Regions from separate parts of the Homo sapiens genome. Here region 1 is linked to region 2. A link is an interaction called in ENCODE POLR2A ChIA-PET data of the cell type or tissue named here. Cell type or tissue: A673. All regions are shown on one strand. Each heading gives the region's core, and the rest is flanking DNA. Links, peaks and the distances in the headings are about the cores only.

What was found. ChIA-PET counts read pairs that join two places held together with the same protein. Peaks named below come from ENCODE experiments on the same cell type or tissue, not always from the same donor. Only the 100,000 strongest peaks of a DNase experiment are listed, where the experiment ranks them.
Region 1: POLR2A ChIA-PET joins it to region 2 with 11 read pairs; 2 of 35 experiments call an interaction of 5 or more read pairs at or near these places.

Annotation. Positions count from the first base shown.
Region 1 is chr2:234,831,733-234,848,156 of GRCh38, forward strand. It overlaps LOC101927896 (a long non-coding RNA gene), which reads right to left. Exons shown (of 9, transcript XR_002959457.2): 3 at 2,390-3,006; 4 at 2,105-2,296. Among named protein-coding and RNA genes, the nearest start is that of SH3BP4, 110 kb to the right of the region's middle. RefSeq lists an enhancer at 2,291-3,490. In A673, for the core only: no CTCF peak of the experiment used is centred there; a DNase peak (open chromatin) is centred at 8,729; H3K27ac peaks cover 391 bases.
Region 2 is chr2:235,013,941-235,030,364 of GRCh38, forward strand. All of the region lies in intron 2 of SH3BP4 (SH3 domain binding protein 4), which reads left to right. Among named protein-coding and RNA genes, the nearest start is that of SH3BP4, 70 kb to the left of the region's middle. In A673, for the core only: no CTCF peak of the experiment used is centred there; no DNase peak of the experiment used is centred there.

The sequences.
Region 1 (16,424 bases), core at 6,328-11,327, 180 kb before region 2:
GGCTGACATTTGTACAATGGGGTTAGGCTTTCAGAAAAAGAACACAAAATTTAATATTTTAGATATAAAAATAAATTCTTGTTTTGAATAAGAGGAGAAATTATAATAAATTATAATTGTTAAATAAATAACCAAGAAATAACACAAACGTCACATAACCGAGAATAACAATATTTTAATTAACCAGCTGACACACTTGTATAATGATCTTCTTTTTTCCACATATTTTTAGCTGTATACTCTCACTGCCTTTTAATGTCAACAACTTTATAATATTATTTTCTATAAAAAGCAAGAAACATATTTTTAGCCTTAGTTCTAGCATGGTTGAAGGAAATTAGTTTTTTAATATTGATCATTTATGAAAATTTCTTTCTACTTCACAAAACTTTATTGGTAATATCATGTAAATTTTTTAAGTGTTATTAGGTTTGGGGGAATCTCTATAAAATGTATTTCATACATGAGTTGTAAGAAAGAATTGGGGGCATTTCAGTGTTTCTAGTCTATTAACTTATGCTAAATACCTTTTGAATTGATGACACTTTTTAACCAGCTTATCACCAACGTCTTCATTATAATAATACACTGTGAGTTGATGTTATCTTCATCGGTGTTGGTATTTTGTATCAAATCAGAAAGAAATAAGTTCCCATACAGATATGTCTGGGCAAGGCCATTTCAAGCCAAGGGAAGAGCATAAGGAACATGCTCTTTGCTGAGACAGAGTTCGGCAAAAGCAAGGAATTCAGTTTGACAGAATACAGTTTAAGTAAAGTAACAGTGGATGAGCGAACAAGAAACTGCTGGGATCAAGTAAGGAGGTAGGAAGCTGTGCTAAATACTGGCACATGGCTAACAAAGACCATTATCCTTTTAGTTAAGAAATCAAAGGCCTATTTCTAGACCTAAACACATGAAAGCCACTGCTAAGGTCATTATCGCTGAAATCAGACTGACCAGATTTCCAGCCCTAACTGCCACTAATGAGCTTGTGAACCTTGCTAAGAATCATTTGGCTCTACATGAAAGTGACTGCACACTGCATATATATACATATCACTAAACACAAACTAAACGAATCCACAACCCAGCTTCTCTTTTTTTCTCTTTAGAGGATCCCTAACATTCCCACACTCTCCAACACCCGCCTGATGTGAGGTGAGTGTGGACATAGGAGGCATCTACATGGAAAGAGTCAATGGTATTAACTGTTCCCATTGCCACATCTTAGTTTAGCAAATTTTCTTTTTAAAAAAATTTCCCCTTTATTGCCAGGCGTGGTGGCTCACGCCTGTAATCTCAGCACTTTGGAAGGCCGAGGTGGGTGGATCACGAGTTCAGGAGTTCAAGACCAGCCTGACCATTATGGTGAAACCCTGTCTCCACTAAAAATACAAAAATTAGCCAGGCACGGTGGCAGGTGCCTGTAATCCCAGTTATTAGGGAGGCTGAGGAAAGAGAATCGCTTGAACCTGCACCGCAGAGGTTGCAGTGAGCCAAGACCATGCAACTGCACTCCAGCCTGGGTGACAGAGTGAGACTGTTTCAAAAAAAAAAAAATTCGTTTTATTTTATTTTTTAGAGATAGAGTCTCACTCTGTCACCCAGGCTGGAGTGCAGTGGCATGATCCTGGATCCCTGCAGCCACGAAATCCTGGCCTCAAGCCATCTTCCCACCTTATACTCCCAAGTAGCTGGGACTACAGGTATGTGCCACCGTGTCTAGCTAATTTTTTTGTTTGTTTGTTTAATATTTTCTAGAGCCAAGGTTTCAATATGTTTCTCAGGCTGGCCTTGAATTCCTGGCCTCAAATGATCCTCCCATCTCAGCCTCCCAAAGCACTAGGATTACAAGCATAAGCCACCACACCTGGTCTAGTTTAGCAAATTTTCAAATTTGTATGACCATGTGAACGCAAAGCTAGGGCCCCTCCGGGATCTTAGGAGGGGATCCAGGCAAGCAAAGCTCAGTTTCAATAGCATCACTATGAAGCCACCTCTGGTCCCACAGCTTTACCTGCCAAACATGAAAGAAGGTCTACAGCTGAGAGCCATGAGGTAGGGGGAACAGATTCACACAAAAAATATTTGATTCACTCACTGGAGACCACCTGAATCCTGGAAGGGGCCTGTGCCTGGGCTGTAGTTCTGGGTAATGCAGGTGTAGGCAACAAGACAGTGACAGGTTAAGTTACCACCGTGGATGTGAAACTCGTAGAAATTCAAGACAAGATCACAGTAATCCCAGTGATGACAAATGAGAGTCTGGTGCATCATTTTCACAAAGAAGTATCTGAAAGACATAGTGCAAAAACACAGTGCAAAGAAAAATATTGACAAGACCTTATGACTGGGTGGAGAGCAAGAAGAGAGGAATGTTTCCTACCTGGGAACTTGGAGAGGATGATGGCTTCACTACCAACAGCTTGACGCTCCTAGCATTAACAGCTCAGGTTTCTCCCTGCATGGTCAGTATCACCATTGCCAGTAATTTAGGAGAGAAGTGGGGAGTGGAGTTATTTCTGCCCAAAGCCCACAAGGTCAGGAGAGTTCCATGGTACTGGCTGAAATAAGAAAACTCAGAAGAAGCCATGTGTGAGAACGGAGGTAGCTGCTGCAGAGACGGAAGCAAGGGAGCTCTGGGTGGAGTCAGCAGAGAGCTCACCAGGAAACCAGGACTGATGCCTGAACAGCCAGGAATGTGACACAAGCCACTCACGAAGGCCTCAGATGAAGTGGAGCTCCCCAAGTACTGTTCCCTGTACAGTATCTGTCAGAGTTTATTCAGTTCCAAGTAGCAGAAACCAACAGTGCTCAACTTGGCTTGAAGAATTGATGTAATTCTTGCTCTAAGAAAAATGCAGTTCAGGTTTCCGTTCTGCTTCTCAGCCATCTCCTTCTCCTCTTCTCCATATTCTGGCTTCATCCTCAGGCCAGCTTCCCTCAGGATAGAAGATGGCTGCCCTTGGGATAGAAGATGGCTGCCCTTGGGATAGAAGATGGCTGCCCTCACAAGATAAAATGGTTACCCTCATGAATCAGCTGCCAGCGACAACCAAGGCCCCAACTTCTCCGTTCACATCCAAAGGATATGCTCCCCCAACACAAACACACACACTCACAACCGTCCAGGAATTGGAAGATCCAGACTAACACATTAAAAATTATTTTCTTTATATTTAGACATTATAATTATCTGTGCAATATTAATACATTGTTTTTGAAAGTCAAGACTAAAAAAATAATACAACAATGATAATAGCTAACAATTATTGAACATGTATCCTATATACTAGCTGTTGGTGATTTCCTGCATTAATCCCTTCATCCCTAAGGGGTAGATGATACTGTTAACCCCACTTTACAAATGAGAAAACTGAGAGAGAAGTTAAGGAATGTGCCCAGGGTCCCACACAGGTAAGTAGAGAAGCCAGGACTTGAACCCAAGGAGGCACCCACATGACCTCCACACAAAACCTCTGTTTCCTTGCTCTGACTTGCATGTGTTCCTTCCAGCCTTTTGTTGATTTGCAGGGTTGGTTCCCAGCCAGCTATTCTCAAGTAGGCTATTCTCTCTTATTCTGAATCCACTGTGCCCTATTTATATCCATAGAACTTTCATATGTTTTCGTTACATATTACCTTTTTGGCCATTTATTTAGAATTTTTCATGATTTCTCATTGCATATTCATTTGCTCTGTTACTCCCTAGCATGCCCCATTCTCAAAGACCTTTTCTGATGGTCCAGAATCCATTCCTCCCTGGCACATGGTAGGTAGGTGCTCGATGACACGGTTCTGAGTGTTATTAGTTGCCATCGTACTGGGTGTAAGATGCTATATCCTCCTTTCATTCGTGTACCATAATTGTCTCCCATGTTGCTCCCCAGTCTTCATAATGATCTGCTTTAATGACCGCACAACAGTCCATGACTATTAAATACTGACATTTAATTAACCATTTCAATATGGATAGAAATCCAGAGCTTCTATTTTTTTGTCATTGTAAGTGACATGAGGAGCATTTCCATGTATATAGCTTTTCCCCTGACAATCAAATTTAAAATTACCTGTGAGCATAGAGATAAAGATAGCAGCCCAGTGTGGCGCTCAGCTGCAGCCCCTGTCAGCCTCCCTCTGCAGTCAGCTTGCCCTGCTGTACACACTCCTCCCCGGTTGTCCCTCACATTTCCCGGATGCAAGGCTATTAGTGGCCCATCATGAGGCAGCCAACTTCATACTCAATGCCAGGCCTCCTCGACCCAAACATGTGGTGCCTGGTTTTACACAGGGCATTGTTTATGGCTACTGTTTCCTGTTAGATCCTGGCCTCTGCCAGGTATCTCCATACACCACCCTCTTTCCTCTTGTTCTCCCTTTGCTTCCACCCCCAGCCAGCCTCTAACATCTTAAATTCCCAGTAGCACAGTTGAGTCTCAACTCCACACACATATGCACACACCTCAGTCTGCGCTACAGGCCCATCTTTACATTTTCCAAAACAGTTTAATGAGTGTTTTGGAAACATTTCATCAAAGGGCTTTAGCTGTAGCCAATTGTGAAATCAGATTTCTTGATTATGAGCAAAGTAGAGGGTATGTTCTCTCTTTCCCTGACAGGCACAAATCCCAGGGCTTCCCTATCTATTTGGCGTCCAAGGTTATCTGAGGTCACGAGCCACAGAGTGAGTCCTGGGAAGGAAGGGCAGTTGCAGTGTACGTAGTGAGCCCTGGAGCCACAGGACTGGCAGTAAGTGCTACAAACTGGTGTGGCCTCAGAGAGGGACCTTGGAGAGGGGCACCAGCAAGTGTGTGCTCAGAGGGCCATGAGACACATAAATCCTCAGAGAAACATCTCCGTAACTGCTCCTCGCACACTGCTTTTACAGGATGTCATTTGCAAGCACTTCAGCAGGCTATAACTCACTGGAGAGCATCTTGCGACCTTTCTCCTCCTCACAATGGAAATTTTTTATTACAGAAGTTATAGTGAATATATACACAAGAAAACCCCAGAGGGAGAGGGAAGGGGTATTTATGTATTTATTTTTGAAATGGAGTTTCACTGTTGTTGCCCAGGCTGGAGTGCAATGGTGCAATCTCGGCTCACGGCAACCTCTGCCTCCTGGGTTCAAGTGATTCTCCTGCCTCAGCCTTCCAAATAGCTGGGATTACAGGCATGCGCCACCACACCCAGCTAATTTTGTATTTTTAGTAGAGACAGGGTTTCTCCATGTTGGCCAGGCTGGTCTCAAACTTCCGACCTCAGGTGATCCGCCCACCTCGGCTTCCCAAAGTGCTGGGATTACAGGTGTGAGCCACCACGCCCACCTGGGAAGGGATATTTATAAGGCAAGAGCACCTCTCCTCTTCTTCCTACTAATTTGGGAAGTAAGAGTCAATATGCAGGTGAAACCCCATCTCTACTAAAAATACAAAATTTAGCCAGGCATGGTGGCGGGCGCCTGTAGTCCCAGCTACTCGGGAGGCTGAGGCAGGAGAATGGCGTGAACCCGGGAGGCGGAGCTTGCAGTGAGCCAAGATCGCGTCACTGCACTCCAGCCTGGGCGACAGAGCAGGACTCCGTCTCAAAAAAAAAAAAAAAAAGAGTCAATATGTATTGAATATTCACAAGATGCTGCCTCTGTCCTATTTCCCCGAGCTGGTGACAGTGCCTGGTTGGTGCATAATCAATTATTGAACGAGCGAGTGAAAGAATTCTCAGACCATGAGGTAAGTTACTAGTGCCCTCTGCATTTTACAGATGAGGGAAGTGGGACTCACAGAAATTAAGTAACAGGCACAAGATTCAACAGCTGGTAAACAGAGAGGCCAGGACACAGTGCAATTTTTATGACTCCAGGGCCCAACCCCTAACACCCCTCCATCCTACCATGATCCTTGCTGTTGACATTTTCAGTACAGTAAACACAGGACCCGAATCCAAGGATTCAACCCATTGTGGTCCAAAAATAGTCAGGGGAAAAATAATAATAATAATAATATGAATTTTAAAAACAATACAACAACCATTTACATGTATTAGGTATAATAAGTAATCTAGAGATGATTGAAGGTTTATGGGAGGATGAGGATAGATTATATGCAAACACTGTGCCATTTTATAGAAGGGACTTGAGCATCGATGAATGTTGGTATCCATAGGGATTCTGGAACCAATGCCTCCTCGGATACACAGAGCTGACAGTCTCCTCAGCATCAGCAGAGGGACTACTGCATATCTCATATTGTAGCAGTTATACTGATTTTTACACAAAAAAGGGGTTCATCTTTGTATTGCAATGGTGAATCAATAATACACATTGTATAATTTCCCACATATTCCACCGAGGAGCTTATATTCCAGCCAATTCTAAACTAAATAATTACACTTAAACCCTTAAAATGTATCCCCCAAAAGTGCTATTCTTTGATTAACACACACATGCTCACTCAATATTAATGGCAGAAGAGAAGAATTGAGAATTCTGCCAATAAACAATGCACACACAGAAAGAGCTAAATAAAGCACCTTAAAACCGTTTTCTAGTATTTGACTTTACTCTTGTGTCTGAGAATTCATTATGATAACAAGTGCAAGTGGATTCTGACTCTAGGGGCTATTTGGTGAGCTGCTTTAATTCATTTTAGAATCCTGTTTCTAAAAATGACCTTCAGAAGACGGTTTCCCGGAGATGACCAAGGGAAGGATCATTTTACAACCTTTCTGGAACATATTTTATGTTCACCACCCCTAACCTGGATGACTGTTTTAAAACAAACAGCCTGGTTGGCTGTCAAATTCCCTTTCCCACTTAGCACCTACAGGAAGAGAACCCCACTACAATACTGAAACCAGGCAGGTCCAGGACTTCGAGTGGTGGAGAAGATATTTGTAAGAAAGGGAAACAAAGCTTGTTTCTAATAAACTGATTGGGTCAAGACACCTGGGAATTGATCATTGGCCTAACGTTTTCCTGAAGCACACCCCAGACGTGCACACTGGGACCACTCGCACAACGCAGCGTTTCTTCTTATAACAAAACCAAAACTCTGCCACTGTCCTTGTTTGATAGAATCCAAGCTAACACATCAGGCATTTGAAGAAACTGAGGTTGTGTCTTCTTCAGGAAGGGGTCGTGGGGTGGATGACATGATGGTGAGTGTGACATTTGCACAGATGCCAGCTCCCCGCTGCATCCTGACCAGCTCCTCAGATAGGGCAGGATTCCAAGGGAGAAATGAGACCAGCAGGGTAAGCAAATCCTTCTCTGGGGTTATCGGGCTCCACCAGGTGGGGTCTCAGGAAGTCTCTAGCATATATGTAAGAGTTATTTACCCTATCAACAATGTGTATAAAAACAAACAAGCACACTTTTCAGAAGAGCTTTTCCTGCACTAAACACCAGCTGATTTGTGGAGCATGATTGGTAGTTGAGCTACTTAATTGGATTCCTCAGAACAGGGTCAGTAAAAATAGATGCAAATCCATAGGGTGACATAGTCACATAAGATTGTGGAAATTGTAACATGACTGGCTCTAGGACACGCACAAATTTTCATATGCAGAGTCCTGAGAAGAGTCATGGTGAAGAAACCCACTTAAGCAATTCCAAAGTTAAATGACAAGGAAGACTGCACTAATGTCCTAAGGCATCGGGTCCTGCAGAACTTGTTTGTTAGCAAAACCACCCCAGATGGAAGACTTGGGTGGCAATTCCAAAGGGCCTTTTCCTGCATTCCTGACTGACCTTAATTGACAGTGACGTTGACATCGCAGGCTTTTCTGGCCATCCAAGTAGTGAATGAACTTGCAGCAAACCTTGGAAAACCTTATGCAATCCTGTGTCAAGAATCTCGTGACAAAGTAAAGAATCCTTTGGGAATGGGCATGTCCACCTCTTAAATTACATACTTGCTGTAAAACAAACTGGCAGAGCTACTGTCTGGTGACCACAAAGGTAATTTGCCTACAACTCAGAATGAAGATTTGTCCCAGAATGAGTTCTTTTTACCAATAGAGAATATTTGCATTCAGAGAATCTGGGCCAGAACTTCCTCATCTCTTTTGAAAGGTATGCTTCCCGAAGCCTCTGGGTTGGCCCTGGTGACTCTCTGCAGAAGAGGAGGGTGAGTTCTTCACTGCAGTTTAAGATGCACCCATCAGGGCCATGACCCGTTCATTATCGCACATGGCCCTTGGCCCAGGACCAAGGCAGAAAGAGGCACAGATTGCTCCCCTCTTCTCTGGGCCTCTTGACAACCCTGAGCTCTACACTGCTGGATATATACATAAATATATATAGTCCCATGTTCTTAAGTCTCACTTTGAAAACTACAACCCTCAAGTGACAACTGGGCAGAGCTCTGGAGAAGATGGGCAGTGACTGGGAGCCCTACTCAGGGACACAGAACCATGAGTGGTGGGTCGCCTCTGTAGGTTAATATTGAGTGTCAACTTGATTGGATTGAAGGATGTCAGACTCCAGGTTCTTCAGCTTTGGGATTCAGACTGGCTTCCTTGCTCCTCAGCTTGCAGACGGCCTATTGTGGGGCCTCACCTTGTGATCGTGTAAGTCAATACTCCTTAATAAACTCCCCTTCATATATACATCTATCCTATCAGTTCCATCCCTCTAGAGAACCCTGACTAATACAGCCTCTTTCTCACTTTTCCTCTTCCCCAGGAGGTCCTGGCCATGCAGTGCCGCGTGGAATCAGGACAGATGACTCATGCTCCAAGAATTCTTCACTTTGCTTAGAAGACCAGCCAAAGAAAGGAAACTCCCTTGCATCTGGCCTCCTTCTTGGGGGAGTGGGGACTGCGGTGCTCTCTCCCCGCCTGGGAGGGGAGGGAATGTTATTCTTTGCAGAGCTGCAGATGTATCTATTTCCTGGGGTTGCTGTTTATTCTGTTAGAGATTGAAAATACTGGGTGAAAATAAAGTTTAACCCAGAAATCTGACTGATAGGATTCTTGGAGGGAAAGGCATGTGAACCGAAAATAGTCCTCAGTATTGAGTCCCAAGGACTTTTACTCCTTTTTTATTTCTTAAACAAAATTTCAATTGGTGGATAATAGTTTATGGACAAGACTTTATGGAAGAAGCATGTGTGATGGTCACAAGTACCTGCAAAGGTCAAAAAGCATGAGTCTTTTATATCCAGCACATAAAAATAGCATAGATGGTTCCAGAAAACTGGCCCTGGTGCCCTATCTGCCATCCCCAAACTAGAGCTTTGAGGTTCGTTCAAGGGAGGAGTCTCACAGATACACGAAAAGAAGGCTACATTGTGACAATGATACAGGATATTAAAGTTAAAAAAAACAAAAAGATAGTTTAGCCCATTCACTTCATTCAATCCCAGACCTCTAGTTTGGAAACTCAAGACAAGAGAAATTGCCACAGAAACTCTGTGCAGGGTGAAATGAGCTCCTTGCTTCCAATTTTCTTGCTTGTCAGTACCCATATCATACCCAGAACCAACGTAGCCACGAGGAACACCACACATGCCTCTGCCTAGCAATGCATCCTGGAAGGCCAATAACCAAACAGGCAGAAATTTTCCAAACAAGATGTTAAGCTGTTGGTAGCTTGAAACAGACCATGGTGAGAGTATTTACATGCCAAAAAAAAAAAATGGCAAACGCTACAGTCATGGCTTTCTGACTTTTTGTTTTGTTTATTGAGACAGAATTTACCAGCCTACCGTTGCCCAGGCTGGAGTAGAATGAAGAATAAGGAAATGGATCTGGCCAAGGGCCCCAAGGGGCTGGACTTTGAGCCAAGTGACCACAGTTTAAAGGACATAAGCAACCCAGCCTTGATTCCATGGTGTCGCCACACCTGCAGATGTGTCCCCTTGGGTAGACAGCAACTATGACCATAGTACAGGTGACGTCAGGGGTGGGTACAGGAACCAAGGCATTCCCTACATGGAGTAAGCTTTGTTAAACAATCCAGTATGTTTTTTGCTGTGTTGTGGGGAATTAAGAGAAGCCTGGGATCATGCTTGGGTGAAGCAGGGCAGGGAAGATCCACCCAGCCTGGAGGAAGCCAACTTTGGTTCAGTAAATGGCATTCATCTGAGAGAGCAGGGGAGGAGTCAGCCGCCAGCTGAGCAACAGGGAAAGAACAAGGACAGACTTGAGGATCAGGCACATCTGGAGGCAGGGTATTCTCAGAAATGGGGAGGAATTGGGGAGTTTCACAATGACAGAAACCTGGTAAAAGATGGGATTTTCTGAAGTCGTGCTGCATAGGGATATAGACTGTCAGTCTTTTGAGCACTGAAAGCTAATATGGCCATCAATGACCAGAGAGCTCATAGATAGCCCGCTGACCAACCAAAAGCATTGGGAGGACCATTATGGTTATGGGGGGAGCTCACTCTGCACCAGGTACTAGTCTGAGAGATTTACATGGAATATCTTTTATTTTTCATAGAAACAGCACAGAAGAAGTATTTGCTTACCCCATTTTATAGATGAGGAAACTGAGGCACAGGGACTTTATTCAGCTACTAGGTAGAAGAGCTAAGATTGGAACTCAGCCAGTAGGACTCAAAACCAACATTCTTAGGATGTCACTTCGGGTCTATTGATCTCTGCTACCCTGAAGCTTCCATCAGCTGGTCACAGACACCCCTCCAGGAGCCACCAGAATGGAGCAACGGTTCTTCCCTCTAACAATCTCTCAGGTATTTGAAGATGACTATTATGCCTCTTGAATTCTGTTATGTTCTCTAGGATACACAGCATTGGTCACTCGCTTCTCTTAGGGTATTGCCTGGACTCTCTGACCCCTCCCCCCACCATGGTGAGTGTGCCTGAAAAATTCAACATCACACTCTGTATGTGCAGGATTAACACAAAGGAAAATGCAAATGATGCATCCTTGGTTCTAGGAGCTAAAGATCGCCACCCTCTATCAAAATATCATCTACATAAAAAACCAACCTACACGTCGCTGTGTTGCTAGGGTTCCATTTTTGTAAAAGGGTTATATAGTCTTATACATGTGCATATTCATAGTTTTTAATATGCACCCCAAAAAAGCTTTCAAAAAGGTAAAGATCTAACTTTCCCCTGCTAGTGCATGTAGGTGTTGGGGCTGCGGGTAGGGACAAGGAATTGAGGAGTCTCACACTTCACACACTTCTATATTGACTGAAGTTTGTATAATATATAGTTACTTTACTATTTTAAGCTTAAGATATGAAATATTAACTTTTAAAAGGCATGCAATGGGCCGGGCGCAGTGGCTCATGCTTGTAACCCCAGCACTTTAGCAGGCCAAGCGGGCAGATCACTTGAGGTCAGAAGTTCAAGACCGGCCTGGCCAAAATGGCGAAACCCCTTCTCTACTAAAAATGCAAAAATTAATGGTGGTGAAAGCCTGTAATCCCAGCTACTCAGGATGCTGAGGTGGGAGAATCACTTGAACCTGGGAGGCAGAGGTTGCAATGAGCCGAGATGGCGCCATTGCACTCCAGCCTTGGCAACAGAGTGAAACTCCATTCCCGCCCCCACCCCCTCCCCCCAGAAAAAATAATGATTTTTTTCCAAAAAAAATAGCTATTTAGGTGCTCTATTTTGTAACACTACAGTAGAATCTGCAAGAAAACAAGCACTCAGCTAATAACTTTATTCTGAATGTAATGTTCAAGTTAGAATTCAACTCACATTTTCTCCCCAAAAGGACATGAACATTTGAAATTTATGCTTCCCAGCTCCTACAGTGGTGTTCGGCAGCCAAGCAGTTTTTCACAGATGCCATGGGTAGGGTTCAATGGTCACTGTACTCTTTACTTAGTGAGGGTGGCATTGTCATATTTCACCAGGCATGGCCAGGTTGCTGGGATGACACATCCAGCCGCTCTGAGCTTTGTTTGACCTTCTCCCAGCCTGCAGCCTTAAGAGGGAAATCAGACCAACCTATGACTTCTACAAACCCCTTCCACGGTGGCACCGTGCACTCACTTGGCCTCCTTATCTGGTTCTGAGGATGCTCAAAGGTGTTATGACTCCCACTGAACAGAACCTCGCATGAGAGGAGAGCACAAAGCCTCCATGCTGGCCCGGAGAAGCACACACATTAAGCTTTGCAGTTGACCAAAGGCACTCCCAAACACTCCCAGAGTTGACAAGTTATGGCACTGAACGCTTTCTGACTTAGTCTTTACAGAAGTTGTGATGTTGCTTGGACAGGTGGCATTTCATTTTTGCGGTGATGGAAGTTGAGATTCACGGAGAAGTGAATTGGCCAGGTCCATTCCACTGGCACTAACCTGTGTTCTTCCCAGCCCACTAGCATATATTGAACCAGAAAGTGAACAGTCTGGAGACTAATTCAAATACCACTGAGGGGGATGGGGGATTAAACTATCCCATCGTTTATGGAAGTAATTTGGAAAATTAAAAATTCTCATGTCCTTTGACAAAGCATGTCTCTTCCAGGAATTTATCGTACAAACGTCCCCATGTATCGAAATGATACGTGTCTGTGCTATTCATTCTACTATTGTTTGCATTAGGAAAAATTGGAAACAATCTAAAGACCCTTTGCTAAGGAATATTTAAGTAAATTAATAAATTGAATCTATGCAGCCTTTTAAAAAGAATGAAGCAGATTGATATGCCCCCATGTGGAATGAGCTCCTAGATGTCGCATTGGAGAAGGGAGAAAACCATTTGAAAAAGAAACGTGTTGCTTTTGGGTGTAAAAAGCAAGGGATAAAGACAGTCATATTTAGAATATTTTATATGCTTGGACTCTCTAGAAGGTGAGGCAAGAAGTGGCAGCAGTGACTGCTACTAAAAAAGGGAGCCAGGGACATGGGGGTCTGGGGCCAACAGAAAAGGAACAAGCATTTACTTTCTACCCCTTCATCTCTTCTGAGATCTGTACATTGTTTATGGTCTGTTTACATTTTAAAAATACGTGGAGCATGGTGGCTCATGCCTGTAATCCCAGCATTTTGGGAGGCCGAGGCAGGTGAATCATCTGAGGTCAGGACTTCAGGACCAGCTTGACCAACATGGTGAAACCCCATCTGTACTGAAACACAAAAACTAGCCAGGCGTGGTGGCATATGCCTGTAATCCCAGCTACCTGGGAGGCTGAGACAGGAGAATTGCTTGTACCAGGCGGTGGAGGTTGCAGTGAGCCAGGATCACGCTAGTACACTCCAGCCTGGTGACAGAGTGAGACTCTGTCTCTAAATAAATAAATAAATAAATAAATAAAGTTTTGGCCAGTCCACTTTGGCCAACTTTCCCAGACACACCTTTAGTTTCAGTGTACTTGGAGTTGCTTTGCTACCAGGACTATGATGAAAGCAAAGAGGGGTCCAGAGAGACGTGACTGGAATCCTACTTCCAGAGAGAGATGAGTGGAATTTATGTATGAGTTATGGCTAGATCATGGAATCTCAGCTTGGAACAGACCCTCATGTCCCGTTAACCAATCCCTGCCAGACAAATGAATTCCTTCCATATACCCTGACCCTGACCATTGGCCTGAACACTTCCGTCTACAGAAGTCATGATGCCCGTTTCATGTTTTCCACAAGCATTCATGAGAAAGGCACATGAAAACACCTTGCTATGTGCCTGGCACACAACAGATGTTCAATAAATGGTGGCTCTGTTGAATGTGAATAATGCAAAACATTAGCTACTTGGAGGTAAAGCCTTCACACTCTTTTGGTATTCTGCCCATTTCACCTGTCACAAGCATTGCCTGTAGTGCTTTGTTGTTTTGCAGTGGCTTTATAATATTCTACTCATGGGGAACTGTCATTGACTTATCTGCACATTTAGTCTGCTTTGAAATTTACAGAGAGAGATATATACAGATGCTCCTCAACTCACAGTGGGATTCCATCCCAATAAACCCGTCGTAAGTTGACAATATCGTAAGTCAAAAATGCATTTTATGTCTCATCTAGCAAACATCATAGCTTAGCACAGCCTACCTTAAATGTGCACAGAACACTTACATTAGCCTACAATTGGGCAAAATCCTCTAATGCAAAGCCATTTTATAATAAAGTGCTGAATTGCTCATGTAATTTATCAAATATTGTACCGAAAGTGAAAAACAGAGTAGTTGTACAGGTGCCCAAAGTACAGTTTCCACTGTATTGCTTTCACACCATGGTAAAGTCAAAAAATTGTTCAGTTGAACCAAGATAGTCGAGAACCATCTGTACATAAATACAGATAAGCATCTTTTTGCACATAGTGTTATTTTTTAAATGTCTTTGTTTTAAGAACACAAATATCAGTCAAAAGAGTAAACTTTGGGGGTGTGTTCATGAAAAATAGCACGTTGCTAAGCCATTGATATTCAGAGTCACCCGGTCTAAAAACCAAAGTCCAAAATAAATAGGGAGTTCAGCAAACATGAACATGAGCCAAACAGGAGCCCTGGCAAAAAGCTCTAAAGATTGGGCTGGATGAAAGGACCAGCTTCTATTTATATTATCAACCCACAAACCTTCTCGGACAACCAGAGCCCTGTCACATTTGGGGACCTTTATACAATATCTCAGCTAAAAGCAAAAATAGCAAAGAGCCTGGCATTTCAAAAGGATAAAGAGACACAGTGCCAAAATTCAGAAAGTTTTCATTTCATTCCATCCCCAAAGAAAAATGTATTATCTGTTGAGGCAGAAAGAGAATAGAATAGCATTTTGGAGACAGAAGAGTTGGTCGCCCCCACACCCTGGGCAGGAGCCTGGGGTAGAGGAGAGACAATGGCGGGTGACAATGAATGAGGTGGAGGGACCTGTCTGAGCCCCTGCATTCATAACTGTGAACCTCCTGAGCTTACTTTGAGAATTACATGAGTTGGGAGCGCTATAAATGCAGGCCCCCAGGATCACCTTCCTTCTGAAATTAAACCTCCTTTTGTTGATGGGAGTCCCAAGGCCAGGGTGCTCTCAATGTAGACTCCATTCCTCCCTCCCCGCACATAATCTCTGTTTTCGGCACTGGCTTTTCCTTGCTCAGGAGGTTTCTTGGGTCTGTTGCTGTGGTCAGGGGCCCAGAGGAAAGCCAGCATCTGGGCTGCTATTCATCTCCTCACCATGGAATTCCCTCCTAATAAGGCTAAACTCGCAAGCAATGGCCAAAGAGGCAACAGAGTCTCTTTACTCACAGCCAGTCTGCGTAATTACGGCCTGATTACAGTCACCAGCACTTCCTCTGTGCAGAGCCTGTTCTAAGGGCTTTATGCGACCTTCTCCTGGGACCCTTGTAGCTGTCCTATGAGGTGGGCACAGATATGACCCTATTGTATTCATGAGGAAGCACCAGACACCCCTACTGCAGGGCTCTCAGGTAAGAGTTGAAATAAAACCCCTGGCTTAGGCTTAAAACAAAATCCTTGGACCAGCATAGTCAAATCCCACAGGGGATGGAGAGAGGAGAAGGAAGGGCCCTGGGTCAGCACAGAAGGTCTGGGTCCTTCTGAAACTCCTCCTAGGTGTGTTCCAGAAGATGTGGAAAAAGAGACACCTGACTAGTCCTGCCCCAGGCGGCGGATTGCATCATGAGTTCAGGCCTGTTTGGCAGAAGAGTGAAGAGAGAGGCACCCAAAACGCAGCCCTGTGCTTCGTCTCATGACCACCTTGGGGCAAGGGGTGGGGGACAGGTGGCCAAGCAATTAAGCAACTTACTGCTCAGACAAGAGAAAAGAGAGCAAAGGACATCAGGCAATGAGGAGAGGGCCTCCTCTTGCAGGACTGGTCTGCGTTCCTGTCGCCCCACTGAAATGCCTGTCCTTTTTGATAGGGCCCAATCTTGTCATTGTGCAGCCCAACTGCTCGTGGAATGCCGGGGCCAGAGCAGATGCCCAATAGGCATTTGCCAGCCGACGAAAACCAGATAATTACTGAGTTTGAAGAACTGCTCACTGACTGAACTCTAAGCATGACCCTGCCGCTGGCTGTGGTGAGGATGCATGTGTGGCCCCTGCCACCACCAGCATCAGCTACAGGACCCCGACTCCCCGTCTCGCTTTTCTGCTTCTCAGCCCCCACTAACCTCACAGCATCCATATCTCCCCCACATGCTCTCAGTCCCATCCCATAAGCCCTACTTGCGTTCACCTCCTCGGCCACCTTCCCATTGTACAGCTGGGAAAACTGAGACAAAACTCACCCAAGGACTGTCATGCTGACTTACTCTGGGGCCCCTGATGTGCAGTCCAGTGTCAGCCCTCTCCAGCCATAGGTGTGGGTGTGCCCCAGGCTCTGTCCACAGACTTTTCCCCATGTCCTCACCCCCAGCTGTCCTTATCTACACCTTCCAAAGCTGATGATGCCAAACATCAACCAAGCTCCAGAGACGCTCACATTTCTCGTGCCTGGGAGCTCTTCCTTCCCCTCTCAAAATACACACACACACACACA
Region 2 (16,424 bases), core at 4,288-9,287:
TTCAGATGCAAATGATTACTACTATCTACCATATATAAACAATGTACTTATAGAATATATGTGTATTATGTACTATTGTTTTCTATAAAATTGTTATTTACTAAAAGGTTTATCATAATATTATTAGCTATTAAAGTATATGTTAATCAACTTAAAAAAAAAAGAAATGCCTTTGCGTGGCTCTTACGGTGACATAGCAGGATTTTATAAATTGCACGGTGGATATAGAGGTGTAATTACCCGTTGCCTGCCGACATCAGCCTGATCCTTCAGGAATGTTTGGCGAGCAGGATCGGGCGATGCCGGATACTTTGGGCTCTTAGGAAAGTCCACTCAGCGAGCGTGGAGGCTGGCCGAGTTTTGTGGTGGAGGCCTCGTCCCTCTTTTTGGGGAGCTTACCCTCTGTGTGCTCTTGGAGTCTGCATTGTGTTAGATGTTGGAGGCGCTGGGGAAGAAGTGCCCACATGGCATTGGGGGAAATGAGTTCTGAGAATAGGGGTGTGTCCCAGCCTTCTCAGTTTTAGCCTTTAGGGAAATGTTTGTTTCCTGGGGCCACCATAACAAAGCACCACCAGCCAGGTGTCTTCCCCGTGGACATCTATTCTCAGTTCGGGAAGCCTGATGTCCACAATCAAGTGTCAGCAGAGCTGTTCCTCCCGAGGCTGTGAGGGAGAATCTGTCCCATTCTCCGCTCCTGGCTTCCACTCCTTGGCATCCCTTCTTGGCTTGCGGTTGGTCACCTTCTCACCGGGTCTTCACATCACCTTTCCTTGTTTGCATCTCTCTGTGTCCACATTTCCTCTTTGTATAAATGAGGATGCCAGTCCTATTGGATTAGGGCCCCCCAGTCACTTCATCTTAACTTGATCATCTGCAAAGACCTTCTTTCCAAAGACAGTCACATTTACAGCTACTGGGGATGAGGACTTCAGCATCTTTAGAAGGGACAAAGTGTAATAAAACAATGGGAACATAGTGACTTCTCAGTATTATCCTCTCCCTGACCTGGTGGCATTTAGGTTTTAGCCAAAAGGTGCTTGCTCACAAGCATTTCTGTGTTATCCTTTAACCCCTTGTTTGGGCCTTAAATGGCTCAAACAAATGCAAATAAGGTGCAGTGAATATTGCTAAACCTTCACTATGCGCAGCCCATAGTTGCCACAGCTGTCAGTGGAGGTAAAATTTAGTAATTGATCAGTAGTTAATAAAGAAATCATACTACCCAATTTAATGAAGCACCTGTTAACCCAATCTGGTGTAATTCTTTGCATTCCAGACCACAGTGGAACACTTGGGAAGCAGCAAGGCTGAGTAAAAATAAGAGTATGTCAAACAAACTTTCACAGACTTTGAGCTATTATTGAGGAAAAATGTAGGGCCTGGGTGTGAGCTGGGTCACGATGAACCTCTGCAGAAGGCTCAACTTCTAACCTCTGCAGAGCATGCCCCAGGCCTGTGCCACATTATCTCACATGGGAGCCCTCGCTGCTGTTGTCCCTCCCTATGGTCGATGGGGACAGTGAGGCACAGAGGTCAGCGACTTCCCCAGATCATGTGACTGATAACTGCAGTGCTTAGGCATGACTGCAGGGCTCTGTGGGGAATGCAAGGATGGTTTGAGTCCAGTGTTAGCCTGAAGGACCAGCAGTGAGAGGGTTTCAGTGACTGTGATGGGTACAGCTCACTCTGGTGAGCCAGCGTTTCCCAGGCGGGTAGAGGAAGGTTGGGAAGAAAGAGGCTGTGGGCAGGTTCTTGAAGATCTGAGTGGTGGGGTTGGCCAGAGGATGGGGCTGGCTGAGAACAGATAAAGGTGTGAACCATCTGGGAGGCTGGTTATTTAATGTGGTGCCCAGCCTGTCTCAAGAGTAACACGTCATCCAGGGAAGCTCCCTCTCAGGTGTCCTCCTGCATGGTATTGCCAGAAAGAGACCACAGCCATGGGCGCCTTGCTAGTTGATCTTGAGAGTGGCTGAGCTGGGTCAGTATGAGAAAGGTGCAAACGATGGGCCTCGTGGGGTCCCCTGTGCTCATCAGCATCAGTCACATGGGGGTACGTGGCAGAGATTTGGGGGACACACATTTGGCTGGGATTAAGAAGCTCAGATTAAAGCGATAGTTCTGGGAGAGTTGCTTCCCCACCCAGGGATATTAAATAATGTCTGGAGACATCTTTAGATGTCACAGCAAGGGGTGGGGGGTGGGGGGAGGAGAAGTGAGGGGAGAGGGGTAGTTAAGGTGGCCACTGCACTGGGCCCAGGGGAGCTTGCTGTGATGGACGTAACCACATGGACAGAGACCTGGGCCAAAAACACGAGGCACATCTGAGGAATGAAAGTAAGAGGTGCTTTGTTTTCTGCTGCTTCTGTGTAAGAAGGGATTTGGAAGGCCAGGCAATTTTCCTGTAAGTCACCTGAGCATGTGTTGTACTGGGTGTGCTGCGGTGTTGTACTTAGAAAGGGAACACTTTCCTCTGTGACTGGAAGTGTCTGGTGATGCTGAATGCTAAGCTGGGCCTGGGGAGTTGACCGCCCTCAGCACCACCGCCCATTCACTCGTCCTTTCTTTTCTTTTCTTTTTTTTCTTTTTGAGACAGAGTCTCACTCTGTCACCAGGCTGGAGTACAGTGGCGTAATCTCGGCTCACTGCAACCTCTGCCCTCGTGAGTTCAAGCGATTCTCCTGCCTCAGCCTCCCAAGTAGCTGGGACTACAGGCGCACACCACCATGCTCAGCTAATTTTTTTGTATTTTTATTAGAGATGGGGTTTCACCATGTTGGCCAGGATGGTCTCGATCTTCTGACTTCATGATCCACCCACCTCGGCCTCCCGAAGTGCTGGGATAACAGGTGTGAGCCACCTCAACTCATCTTTTCATTCACCCTTCTATCTGTCTGTGCATCCAACCATCCATCCATCCATCCATCCCTTCCGAGCTAATGCAGAGATGCGGGTTTCTGTCTATGGGGGATGGGGATGCCACTTGACACTTCCCTTGAGAGCAAAACACGTTGACTTCAGAAGATACAGGGAACACAGAGAAAATTACAAGCAACAACATAAATCACCCAGATCTCACTTTCGGCAGCGAGTTTCTGTTTGCCTTTCTTTTTTTTTTTTTTTTTTTTTTTTGGTATATAGCCTTCTCATGTACCCAAAGAAAATTGAGACTATGCTATACTATTGTTTGGTAAAATACTTTAAGACTTAATATATTCACATTTCTCGTATTTTAAAATCCTCTCCTGGCTGGGTGAGATCCAGCACTTTAGGAGGCCAAGGTGGGTGGATCACGAGGTCAGGAGTTCAAGACCAGCCTGGCCAAGATGGTGAAACCTGTCTCTACTAAAAATACAAAAATTAGCCAAGTGTGGTGGTGGGCACCTGTAATCCCAGCTACTTGGGAGGCTGAGCCAGAGAATTGCTTGAACCCAAGAGGCAGAGGTTGCAGTGAGCTGAGATCGTGCCACTGCACTCCAACCTGGGCAACAGAGCGAGACTCAGTCTCAAAAAAAAAAAAAAAAAAGAAATCCTTTCCTAAGCCATATTAATGGCTGCTTGGCATTCTGTCATCCATAGATCAGACTTTAATTAATCAGTTTCACCGTCATCTGTGGGGTTATCTTGAGCTTTTGTGTCTGGCTTCCCATCTGTCTTCTCAGGATGAGTGACTGGGCATAAGTTGCTTTATCGACATGAGTGAGCATTGATATTTCTGCACACGTGCTTATCTCTCCTGCCCTCCAGGGGCCCAGTGTCATTCACTGGGTGCCGTGTGTCAGGCCCCCTCCCCTGCTTTTTCATATGGGTGTAGTGTTATCAGCATTAAAATCCCTCTCAGGAAATTAGAGGCAGTGCCACATTAAATCTGTAATGAATTATTTTAGAATGTTGGTTTTAGGTTGAACGACATCAAATGGTTGATATTCAACCAGTTTTTTTGGTTCTTCCTGAAACGCAGCAAGACTCTTGGTGGGTCCACTGGAGCAGAAAGCACTGTAGGTACCTAGTGTCTTGGGTCCTATCAACACCACCTACATAAACATTCTGTACGGAAGTGAGACACAGGCCCTAATTCTGGGGCCCTGGCAGATCTCCATGGCCCAGGGTGAGCGGGGGCAGACGAGAGCTTACAGGGTCTTGGATTACCTGTGTTCAAGGGTCTAAGTGGCTTATGGTGTAGCCAAACCCTTGGTGTGGGGCAGGGAGGTTGCAGGAGGAAGAAAGTTGGATGAGGTGATTGTTTCCATGTAACTTGTATCAGACCATGGCCCTGAGTTCATTCTACAGAGTCTGGGTGCTTGCTGGGAGTGAGGTGCAGTTCCAGAAGCCAGGGGATTGGGCAGGGGGCTTGGTAGAGCAATAAATCAAACAAAACAGCAGTCCCTGTGCCTATTTTAGTCTCGTGGGGTACGGGTACAGGCTGTCCCTCCCAGGCCAGTGTGCAATAGCCAGGTTCAGGCCTCTGGGCAGGTGAATAGGAAAAGCTGCCACTTCCCTCTTAAACACCAATGTTAGTTACCACAGCATCTAGCATGCTTCTGGCATAAGCTTGCCTTCAGGGAGGCTTTATTGAATAGGTAAATCATTCTTCCACCCCTCCATGATCTTTGCAAGCAAACATTCCTGAAAGTTTTGAGCAAAAAAGATAGGTATTATTACGAGTAATTTAGATGACTGTTGTTTCCACAGTGAAGTACTTCTGGGAGAAAGGGAGGCAGGACTGGGGTGCTCTGGGGGTCCCCTTTGGTGTGCAATGCTGCCTTTGGGTTCCAGTTACTTTTTTAAACCCATTTTCCTGAGTGACTGAGTCATACCTGGTGTTGTTCTGGGAATCGGGGCACATCTGGGAACGGAGTTTGTTCACGGAGCTTACCTTCCAGAGGGAGCCAGGAAATAGACAAGACCTAAAGACAAAGCTGATTGAGGTAAGTCATGTGCCCTCAAGAAAACAGCAAAACCCGCTGAGCAGGGCTGCAGTGGCGAGTGGTCAGATAGACCTTTCTGGAGCAGTGACACTGGCCTGAGATCTGGGTGGCAAAAGTTATCAGCCAAGTGACGTTCTGGAGCAGTGCTTGCCTGCCAGAGGGAACAGCTAGTGCAAGGGTCCTGGGGCAGGAACAGTTCCGTTGTGCACCAGGAAGGAGCAAAGTCAGGCAGGGCCTCGGGGCCTAGTCAAGAGGTGAAATTTTGTTCTGAATGCAGCGAGATGCCCTTGGAGAGACTTAATTTGCAGGGTGCCCTAAGGAGAATGGTTTTGTTGGTGGGTGGGTGGAGGGAGTGGAACCAGGGAGCCCAGGAGGGCGCTGCAGGGCACTCAGGTGAGTGATGGTGCACACAGCCGGGAGCAGGTAATAGAGAGAGGAGATCAGACTGGAATACACTGGCGATCACACTGACTGGACACAGTGGGCTGGATTGGGGGCAGAAGAAAGGGAGAGATGCAGGGAAAGCCTCTTGTGTGAGGATGATGGGCTTGACGGTGGGAAGGGCGAATTTTTTTTTTTTTTTTTTTTGAGATGGAGTTTCGATTTTGTTGCCCAGGCTAGAGTGCAATGGCGCGATCTCAGCTCACTGCCACCTCCGCCTCCTATGTTCAAGCGATTCTCCTGCCTCAGCCTCCTGAGTAGCTGGGATTACAGGCATGCACCACCACACCTGGCTAATTTTTTACTTTTAGTGGAGATGGGGTTTCACCATGTTGGTCAGTCTGGTCTCGAACTCCTGACCTCAGGTGATCTGCCCGCCTCAGCCTCTTAAAGTGCTGGCATTACAGGTGTGAGCCACCACGCCTGGCCAGGGAAGGGTGAGTTCTATTGTCACCACTGTTTCTGCTGCTGCTACCTTCTCAATCTAGAAGGTGGTCCATTCCATTCCTCCTTTTCCAGATGAGAGATCTGAGGCCAGAGTTCCCAAACTATACTCTAAAGATTCTTAAAAAAAAAAAAAAAAAAAAAAATCTTTAAAAGAGACAAAAGCAAGTTACATGTTCTATATGGAAATGTTTTTGTAAATGATATTTGAATTGATTATTGATCAGATTATGAGAAAGAAACTCAAGCTGGAGCTTGTGGACCCCCCGAGGGAGAGCCACCGAATCTAGGAAGATTCTTCTTTGCGACATAAGAGAAAGAACGGGAAAGGCAGTGAAACAGACACCACTGAGCTGGGCAGACTCTGGCTTGCCCTGAAGCAGGTTTGTAGGAATGGGTGTCTTTAAAACAAGATTTTAGTTACTGAATTGAAAATGCCTAGATATAGAAATAAGTGACTTCTTGACCAGGTTCAGTAACTCATGCCTATAATCCCAGCACTTTGGGAGGCCAAGGCAGCAGATCACTTGAGGTCAGGAGTTCAGGATCAGCCTGGACAGCATGGTGAAACCCTGTCTCTGCCAAAAAATACAAAAATTAGCCAGGCGTGGTGGCGCGTGCCTGTAATCCCATCTACTCAGGAGACAGGGGCAGGAGAATTGCTTGAACCCAGGAAGCAGAGGTTGCAGTGAGCCGAAATTGTACCACTGCACTCTAGCCTGGGTGACAGAGCAAGACCCTGTCTGGAAAAAAAAGAGCAGAAAAAATAAGTGACTTCTCTTTTGCAGCAATAATCTCCTGAAAATATAATCGGAAAAGGAGACGGCATTCATGGCGATGACAACATCCAAACCCAAATTTAAAATATCATAATGTATTAAAAATGTTTTCTGCAAAGAAAACATTTTGAGTCCTCTTCCGACTACTGCTGTTACTACTACAGCTAGTAGTTGTTGGTGGTAGTGCTGGTGTTACCCAACAGTTATAACATCAACCCTAGAAGAAGTGCTTTTTGTGTACCTATTATCTCATTGTGTTTTCATTGTTTCCATTTTGCAGCTAAGGAGTCCTTTCAAGGGCAAGTGATTTTTGTCCTGAGCCTCCCAGCTGGTGATTGGTAGTGCCAAGGCCCCAAGTCCATCAGCCAGACTCTAGGCAGAGTGTCCCACCCTCATAATCTTGACACCAGGGAGGGGCAAACTGTAGTCTGCCTCCTATTTTTTATAAATACATTTTTGTTGGAACATGATCCTACTCATTTATTTGTATCATCTACAGCTTTTTTTGGACCACAAGGGCAGAGCTGAGTCTTTGTGACAGAGAATATATGGCCCCACAAAGCTTAATTTACTCTCTGTCCCTTTACAGGAAAAGTTTGGCCGTCTCTGCCCTACACTGCTCTGGGACTCATATCTAAATCAATGGGGACCCAACCACATTTGTGGAAGAAAAGATGGAATAGTATAAAGATGTCACTTCTTGTAAAGCAGTACCCAGGAAATCCCAGTGGGAATATGTTTTTGCACAAATGAGATGGTGGGAGACATTTTATTAAATTATTCTAAAGTTTATTTGGAAGAGGGCCGGGTGTAGTGGCTCACTCCTGTAATCCCAGCATTTTGGGAGGCTGAGGCATGTGGATCACTTGAGGTCAGGAGTTTGAGACCAGCCTGGCCAGCATGGTGAAACCCTGTCTCTACTAAAAAAAAAAATACAAAAAATATTAGCCAGATATGGTGGCACATGCCTGTAATCCCAGTTAGGAGGCTGAGGCAGGAGAATCCCTTGAACTTAGGAGGCAGAGGTTGCAGTGAGCCAAGATCATGCCACTGTGCTCTAGCCTGGGTGAAAGAGTGAGACTTTGTCTCCAAAAAAAAAAAAAAAAATGATAATAATAAAGTTTATTTGGAAGAAAAAAAAGGTAAAAATAACTGATGGGACTTTGAAATAGAATAGTGCATAGAAGCCAGACCTTCCATGTAGTCCAACACAGCAGAACTATCATGGTTAAATAAAGGTTGATATTGTGGTAAATATAGGCAAACTAATGACACAGAACAGCCCCGATTCAGACCCTAGTGTCTGTACACATTTAAAAATGCATTAAGATGACATCACATGAGTCAGAAGGGGACAAATTGTTCAGGAATTCATGCAGGAGTAATTGCTCATCTGTTTGCTAGTTAATTTTGTAACATCCCTCCCCGAGAAGCAAAATAAATTCTTTGTACATTAATGTCAGTCCACAAACCTTTTATTTTTAAGTAAAGGAAAATAGATGTGAATGTTTATTGAATTTGTCATCAAGGGAGGCCTTTCTGTGCATCAAGGGGAAATGACAAAGGAAAGATTGATATGATTAAATAATTGAGACTTTATCAAATTACCAAATGGATTAGTGCAAGCAAGCACAGAGTGGGGGAGATATTTGCAGCCGACCTGCTGAGATTTTAGGATGTAATTGAGCAGAAGGTGCAAAATGATAATCCACAAGGTAGGACATAAGAAGTAGTTGCTACTTGGCCGGGTGTGGTGGCTCACACTTGTGATCCCAGCAGTTTCGGAGGCCGAGGCGGGCAGATCACTTGAGGTCAGGGGTTTGAGACCAGCCTGGCCAACATGGTGAAAACCCGTCTCTAATAAAATACAAAAATTAGCCAGGTGTGGTGGCGCACACCTGTGGTCCCAGCTACTAGGGAGGTGGAGGCGGCAGTGAGCCAAGATCGTGCCACTGCATTCCAGCCTGGGCGACAGAGCGAGACTCTGTCTCCAAAAAAAAAAAGTAGTAGTTGATACTTGAACTATTTCTGACTAATGGTCAAAGGAGGGTGGATTGAAATGTTGAAAGCGGGTGAATCGAGACATTGACGGCCCATCCCCTCGTTGTCAGATAAGCAAGGCTTTTCTTGACCTGCTAGTTAGGGGTGAGAACTGGACACCCGCCGCTGTTGAGAGGATGGATTGTCACAGTCTTCCAGGACTGCTTTTGGCAACCCTTCCTACTCTACTTGAAAGCAGTCCTAAGAAAATAACCCAAAATATGGAGTATGATTAGATACAAAGATGATCACTGCTGTGCCACTTACACTAGCAAAAATGTGGCAGTCTTGCTGGGAGGAGCAGGGTCAGGGTGGTGCTCCCTCTGCAGAGTTGCAGTTGGGGCCTGATGGGTCTGGTTGGGCCCCACTCCTTGACCTTGTCCCTCCTCACATCTTTCTAGCCAGTAGCCCATGTCTCCTACTTAGTGGAGTAATAAGGCCAGGAGAAATAGGTGTACCTTTATTTTCATGTAACGGCAAAATGACTTTCCCCAAATCACAGAGCTGGAGTTGGGAATCCTGGAGTTAGATCCACCAGGATTAGTACACAATTAGAGGTGCTCAGTCAAGTATCTGAGAGCGTCCAGAATCAGCTCAGCTGGCCTCCTTTTCACTTGCTCGTAGCATGGCCTTACAAAGTTGCAAAGACCTGCTGGAATCAAGGCCTCATATTTCAGAATAATAATGGGAATTCAGGCTGGGCACGGTGGCTCACACCTATACTCTCAGCACTTTGAGAGGCTGAGGCGGGTGGATCACCTGAGGTCAGGAGTTCAAGACCAGCCTGGCCAACATAGTGAAACCCTGTCTGTATTTAAAATACAAAAAAATAACTGGACATGGTGGTGGAGACCTGTAATCCCAGCTACTTGGGAGGCTGAGGCAGGAAATTGCCTGAACCCGGGTGGTGGGGGTTGCAGTGAGCCGAGATCGCATCACTGCACTCCAGCCTGGGTGACACAGTGAGACTCCATCTCGGGCGGTGGGGTGGGGGGTGAGAAGAATGGAAATTCATTTTATAAAAAGCGTTTTTGATTGTAGAAAAATCTTAGGAAAATTAAGAAAATTTTGAAGAGGAAAAGAGCTCTCCATACACTTGCTACCTAGAGATAAAGTTAGCATTCAGTGTGGAATTTACTCTTCTTTTTCTATAAAAGGTATTTTTTTGAAAACAAAGTAGAAGATTTTATTATACAATCTGTGGATTTAAATTTTTAAATATTATGTTGTATGGATTTTCCATTCTATTAAATAGCCTAAGAAGAATTGTAATGGCTGCACAGCTGTTTCTGGAGATTCGGTGCCCTCAAGCTCTGTGTGAGGAACTAGGTTGCTCCCATCTCCATGTCACCAAGCACTTTATCTACGTCTTTGATTTCCTAAAGACGGGTATATTGAGGGACAGTGGGAGGGGAGGAGGGACAGGAATTCTGTCCCCTCTCATTTTCTTAATAAATATTGGTCAAGGATGGATTTTTCATTGCTTTTTTGCTCTAGATATCTCGATTAGTAATTGATGGACATGTGAGCTCTTCAGTAAGGAAATTCATTCATTCATTCACAAATTGTACTCATTGCTTAGAGGCCAGATTCTTGATAAACTGGTGGTTAAAACTGCAGTTGCTCCCTTTCTTTGTGGCTGAAGGTCTGGCTGAGAGGCAGAGGCTAAAACAATAAACTAACGAGTGACACCTTGCAAAGTCATCTCTCCTAAGCGACGCCCTGAGGGCCCATCCACAGTTTGCATGCATGGGGTTGGCAGGTCAGGCATCCTGGGGTGTGTTGGCGCTTTTTCAGCAGATCCACTGGGTGGGCTTTGCTTTCTGCTTGTGGCTTTTTGCAACGACTGTGGCATCCTCATGGCTGCTTTGGCTTCAGGGCTCCACTCACGTCCTCACAGTATGAAATTCCTTGAGCCTCAGACATGGCATGTGTGTGTCACTAATGAGAACTGTTGGTAGAATCAGGAACAGTATTAAACCCTAGAAGCCGCCTCCCCCTCTCCAGCCTCTTCAGATCCAGCATTTTCATCAGGGAAAGCCCCTTTCAATAAAAGTGAGGCCTCAGTTTTCTCATCTGTAAGATGTATGTGTGGGGCTGGCTAGCTCTGCGGTTTTCAGAATGGCACCTAAGATGCACTTTAAAACATTCCTTTGAGTTAATGTGTACTAGAAAAGATCTATCAAGTTGTAAAAAGCGGGTTGATTGATAAAGAAGTATTAATAACAGTTGATTTTTTTTTAAAGAAGATGGTAAGTCAGTGAGTAGTGTTTGGAGGGCACAAATCCTTCCAGTGCCGAAGCTTTGCGGTCTTAAGTGGCAGGTGGGAGCCGGGAGTCTGAGTACAACCCTCTGGCCAGCCCCAGTCAAATGAATGGGCCTCTCTGCTTGCTGCTCTTAAAACGTCTTCAGAGATAGTTGCACTTTTTATTTCTGGTCACTGGCTGGGGACCAGAGCTTGGAAGTATTTCTGGTCTGGGCTGATCACAGGGTCCTGCTTCACAGCCTGTTTGCTGTCAGCCATCTGACACGGGCGGGCCAGCCTTCCCATGTGATTCAAGGGGGCTGACAGCAGCCCATTGCCACAAATGTCTGCCTAAACCCCAGGCTTGATGAGCACTTGACAGGTACACACTGGTGTGTCTGTGAGCTCTTCATGATTCTCAGCGGCAGGGTGAGGGCGGGGAAGGAAGATGTAGGTGAAGAGCTTTGACCCAGGAGCGCACTAGGGAAGCGAGCCAAGGTGTCTGCGGACTTCCAGTCCCATCCACACCCAGAAGACATGGTGGGGGCCCCCACCCCTCTCCTGTGGCATTGGTTTCATGTGTGTGTCTTTCCAGCTTAATGATAAGCAGCCGAGGGAAGGTCCGGGTCCTGCTTTCCCTTGTGTATTTACTGGTCCTGAATGCACGTGATGCTGAATTAATGTCTGAGCGCAACAGTCATCCGTGCCACAGATGGCACCAAGCACCAAGCTTCGGAGGCCCCCGCAGTCTGTGGGAGACAATCCAAGCTTGGGCTGGGCACTGCGCTCAATGCTGGAAAATTATAAAGACAGAGCAGCCAAGTCACCAGCTTTCAAGGAAACGAGTGTAGTTAGGGAACTAAGAAAAAATAACAAGCACGATGAACAGTGCGATGCCTGGGATAAAAGCAGTAAATGCCTAGAGATGATGACGGGTGTCCAGGAGAGCTAGGAAAAGAGGTGGACTTCCATTTGCAAAGGCAAAGGCACTGTTTCAGGGGGTCATTCTCCAATCGGTAGGTTTTGATGTTATAGAAATGGGGAGCCCTGTTGGGTCTTCAAGAAAGTGGGTGGGAAGAAAGGCACAAGGTCTGGAGATGTTTTGGAAGAAACAGTAGCTGTGTTTGGTGAGTGCATGGGATGTACGGAGGAAGGTGTGAAGAATCTGGAAAGCTTAGAATGTCTCCCACAGACTGTGGGGGCCTCTGAAGAGTCTGAAGTAATGGTTGCTTTGAATGCAAGGAGATTCTGGGATCTGTGCAGTGTGCTGAGAACAACCCTACAGAGGGGATGGGGGAGGGATGGGGCCAGGAATAGAGGAAGCAGAGGAGAGGGGAGGCAGGAAAGGGAGGAGGCCAGGTAAGAAGCTCAGGCCTTGAAGAGGGATTCACACGCCCTCCCCTCCTCTTCCTGACCTGTCGGGGGATCCCCAGCCTCAGATGTTCTCAGTCTGGCCAGTGAAAACATCTGGAATCATGACTCCAGCCGCGCTAGCCATCTCACTTTTTACAATAAAAACTGAGCAAGCAAGGAACACCTAGTGACGACTCATGGCCCTTGTTTTCCCCGCATCTCTGGAGTCTGAGTCACCAGCTTGGCACCCACAGTTAAGCCTTGAATGTGTGCAAGTTATAACCCGGTGTCTGGCACAGAGAACCTTAGCGCTCCTTCCCCTCCAGGTCTTCCATTCTTTTGTTGATTTGTCTCCAATACGGGTTCCCTCAAAACCAACTCTCTTCCATTTATTTCTGTCCCTAGTTTTGAGCACAGAGCCTCGTTGCTAGAGCCTGGCACTCCGTAGATGTTCACTAAGGTGACCTCTGTGCGTAGTCCCAGGTAGATGTGGCACCCAGGATATGCCCACCTTTCTCAAACTCAGACTGGAACGTGTGGTCCTGCCCTCGTTCCTCATTTTTTCACCCTGTGGCGTGGTCTTGGCTCTGAATAACCGCTGCTACCTCCTAAATTGAACTCAGTTGTTTAGGGAAATGCACCCAGAGGGGCACTGTGAGTGAGTCTGATCGGCTGGCGTGCCTGTCGGTGGCTGCCCATGCCTTCCGATGGGCCTTGCTGTTTTCTCCCCCAGGAAGAGGCAGCCCGCCCGAGCCCCAGGCAGCATGTTCCTCCTGTGCCCTGGGTGCATTAGGCGAGATCAGGCACGTTCAGGGTGATATGACGATAGACAGTGCTCCAGGAGCATTAGGAAAGGTTCTGCTGATCAGGCTTCTGTAACAGGCGGGGCATCTGCTAAGGTGGCGGGAAAGGTTTGGATTTCACTGCACCTGGGCTGGTCCTCGCCCTGAGTCGTAGCCTTGCATTCCCTGCCAAGCCACGCCCAGAAGCATCCTGGGAGGGACACCAGTCGGGTGTTGACTCTACTTGGGCTGTTGCCCAGACCAGTCGGATCAGGACTAGGAGGCAGATTTCCGTGATTTTGCCTTTGGAGTGAGAGAGGAGGCTGGGGTGTTAACCCCGTGGTCTCCTCGTGGTCCCATCAAGTGACTCTGTGAAAGCCAGGAGTCCCTCCCACCCACCCCAGGCCCCGAAGGCTTCTCCACTATAGCAACGGGGTCCAAAGCTCGGGGTGCTGGGTGTCAGGCCGTCAGTAACAGGAGGACCGACCTGCTGGGGCGGAATGTCTGTGGGTTTTAGGGTCCTCCGGAATGCACTCTTGCTCGCGGAGGGAGATGAGCAGATGTGATGAGTTTCCATCGACAGAGCTGGTGACAGAAATTACAGAGAGCAGGTGGAATCTCCCGCTTTTTGTTTTCTAACCCGGAGGAAATCTGATGAAATCAACATGATACTCCAGAAATTATCATCAAACATGGAGAATGAGTCATTCTAAACAGGGCACACAGGGAATTGGCAGGGGAGGAGCAAGGGCAGCATTTATGCCTCGATCCCCTCCAGGCCAGCTGCTTTCCTTCTGCAGCGTTCAGGTTCGTGGCCGCAGGAGAACGGAGGAGAACGTGAACAGTCTGTGCGCTCAGCCTGAGGTTTCCCTAAGACCTTCTCCGCCCCAGACATGCTCTCGTTAGGTTGGTTTTTCTGGATTGGTTTGTTCTCTAATTGTTCCTTGGGGTAGATCATTGGCAGAGGCCACAGGGAGAATATTCTGTGATCTGGAGTCTATGCGTGGCGTGACAGCAGCCGTAGCGGAGGGGGTGTGTGCGGCTTCTTGAGTTTGCCGCCGGAATCTGTCAGTGATTCCTTCTGTATGCAGTGATGTTGTCTGTTCAGACGCTGCCCTCTTGGTTCCTGGGGAGGAGCCAAGAGCAGCCTCTTTTGTCTCTGGATGAATCAGCCTTTGCACAGAAAAAGGAAAAACTTATCAGTTATGAGCTCAAATGCGCCTTCCTGTCTTCCTAGACCTGACCCCGGCTGGGAGGTGAAGAGGTGAGATGGAGCCTGCTCTTCTAGGGGGTCTTGAGATCCAGTGGTGGCTGTCCTGCCCAGGGTGGGCCCTGCAACTGCAGGCTGTCCTGGAGAAGTGACCACTGGGACCTGCTGAGTAGACGGTGGTCAAGCTTGTTGGGCTGTCCAGGTAAACCCGAGGTGCCCACCAAGGGAACCTGTTGGTGTTTTGAGAATGTGTGGCTTAGGTTTCAGGAACAGAGTAGAATTCCTAAATTCAGTCTCCTGAGTATAATCCTATCACATCAGCCATTTGGCTCCCTTAAAGATTATCCCAGAGATACCTACCGAGTTACCTCTGAAACAGTCATCTTTGTTGAAACCGAATTCGTTCATTCATTCGGGTTTGAGAGCCAACCATGCACATGACAGGAGCAGAAAAAGACAAACAGATGGTCTTATGTCCTGGGAATGCTCAGATTCTCATGGAGAAATTGGGCCAGGGACAAGTCTGTGCATGGTGTGTCTAGCGGTGGTAAAGGGCAGAGAAAGAGGATGGGGTGAGGGCCGGTTGTGTTGACATTTGAGCAAAGACCTGAATGAAGTGAGGGGATGAGAGCATCTCGTGTCTAGGCTGGGGCCTTCTGGGCTGAGAGCACTGCATGTGCAAAGGCCCCGTGGTGGGAGGGGCTTGGTACCTGGGGAACTTCATGGAGACCAGAAGAGTCAAGTGGAGGAAGGCAGAGAACAGCAGGAAATGGGACAGGGGCTGATGATGTTGGGCTTCTAGGGCACTGGAAGCTGCTGATGAGAGCCCAGGAGCCTTTGGAGGGTTTCAAACAGAGTCTGGAGGGTGTCTGACTGACTTTTCAAAATGTTCCGGCTGCTAATTGAGGGGTGGACTCCAGGCCGCAGGCAGGCCTGCTGGAGAGGAGCTGATGACTGTAATTGCATCGAGAGATGACGGTGGTGTGGATGTGCTGGGGAGAGGTCAGCCAGAGGTTGTGTTCTGCAGGTGGAGCCACCAGGAGTGCATGAGAGAGGGACGGGGCAGGGAAGACGGAGAGGGATGCTGGGCTTCTTGGATGGCTGGATGGAGCTGCCGTGCATGGCTGAGATGGGTGAGGCCAGGGGCAGGGGTTTGGGGCAAGCTCCAGAGTTGGCTTTGGATCCAGGAAATTCAAGATGCACCTTAGGTACTGAAGGGAGCGCTTGGTGGGCAGGTGGGTGTCTGAGTCTGAGGTTCAGGAACCACTTGTTAAAAGAATGGGAATGCAGCCATGTCCACCTGTGCTTTGAGGGGGCTCAGGCTGCCTGGGCATTTGAGTTGGTGGCTCCTTAGCAGTTTTCCTAGCCAAGGGGAGATAGCCACACCCACAAACACACCATTCTCTCTCATGGCACGTGCCTGGGAAGGTAGCTAATGTATGTTTCCTAATATTTTCTAATCTTAAAAATGTTTTATTGTGCACATTTTCATACAAGTACATAATTTTAGGAAAGATAGCATAATGAACCTTCGGGAGCTCATTATAAAGTCAATCACAGCATTGTGCCTTTTACTCCTTTTCTAATAAAGCAAGGACCAGTTCACGGGTGCGGCACTCGGGATGGGCGAGTCGGATCTGAGGCTCTGGGCCGTGGGCTCTGGGCTACCTGTGCTCCACAGTCCATGCACTGATGGGTCACTCTAGGACCTCACAGGGCTGGGAATCAGCGGAGCTAAGAGATGAGGAGAGAGAAGATGGGCTTCCTGGAAGCTTGGGTGAGGTTGAAGGAACAATGCAGAGGTGGACGGTGTTGGGCCAGCTGGAGACACAGCAAGTTCCAGCGAATGTGGCCAGTGATTGATTGAAGGGTTGAGATCGGCAATATGTAACCCTGGAGGTACAGGTGGAGACTGAGTAGTGGGGGTCTTTTCATCTCAGGCCAGGGGAGAGCAGACTGATTTTTTTAAAAGCGGTGAGCACTGTCCAGAAGTGTTGTAGCAGGGCAGCAGCATGGCTTTGAGAAAATCAAGGGCTCACCAGAGGTGGATGGTGAGGAGCTTGAGGAGCTCCAGGGGCCCAGCAGCCACTGGCAGCGAAGGCCTGAGCAACTCTGGGCGTGGGAAGAAATAGTTAGCAAGACTGGGAGCAGAGAGTGTTTTGTCAGGCTCACATCTTGGCTGCGTTACCCTGGGCAAGTTGCTTT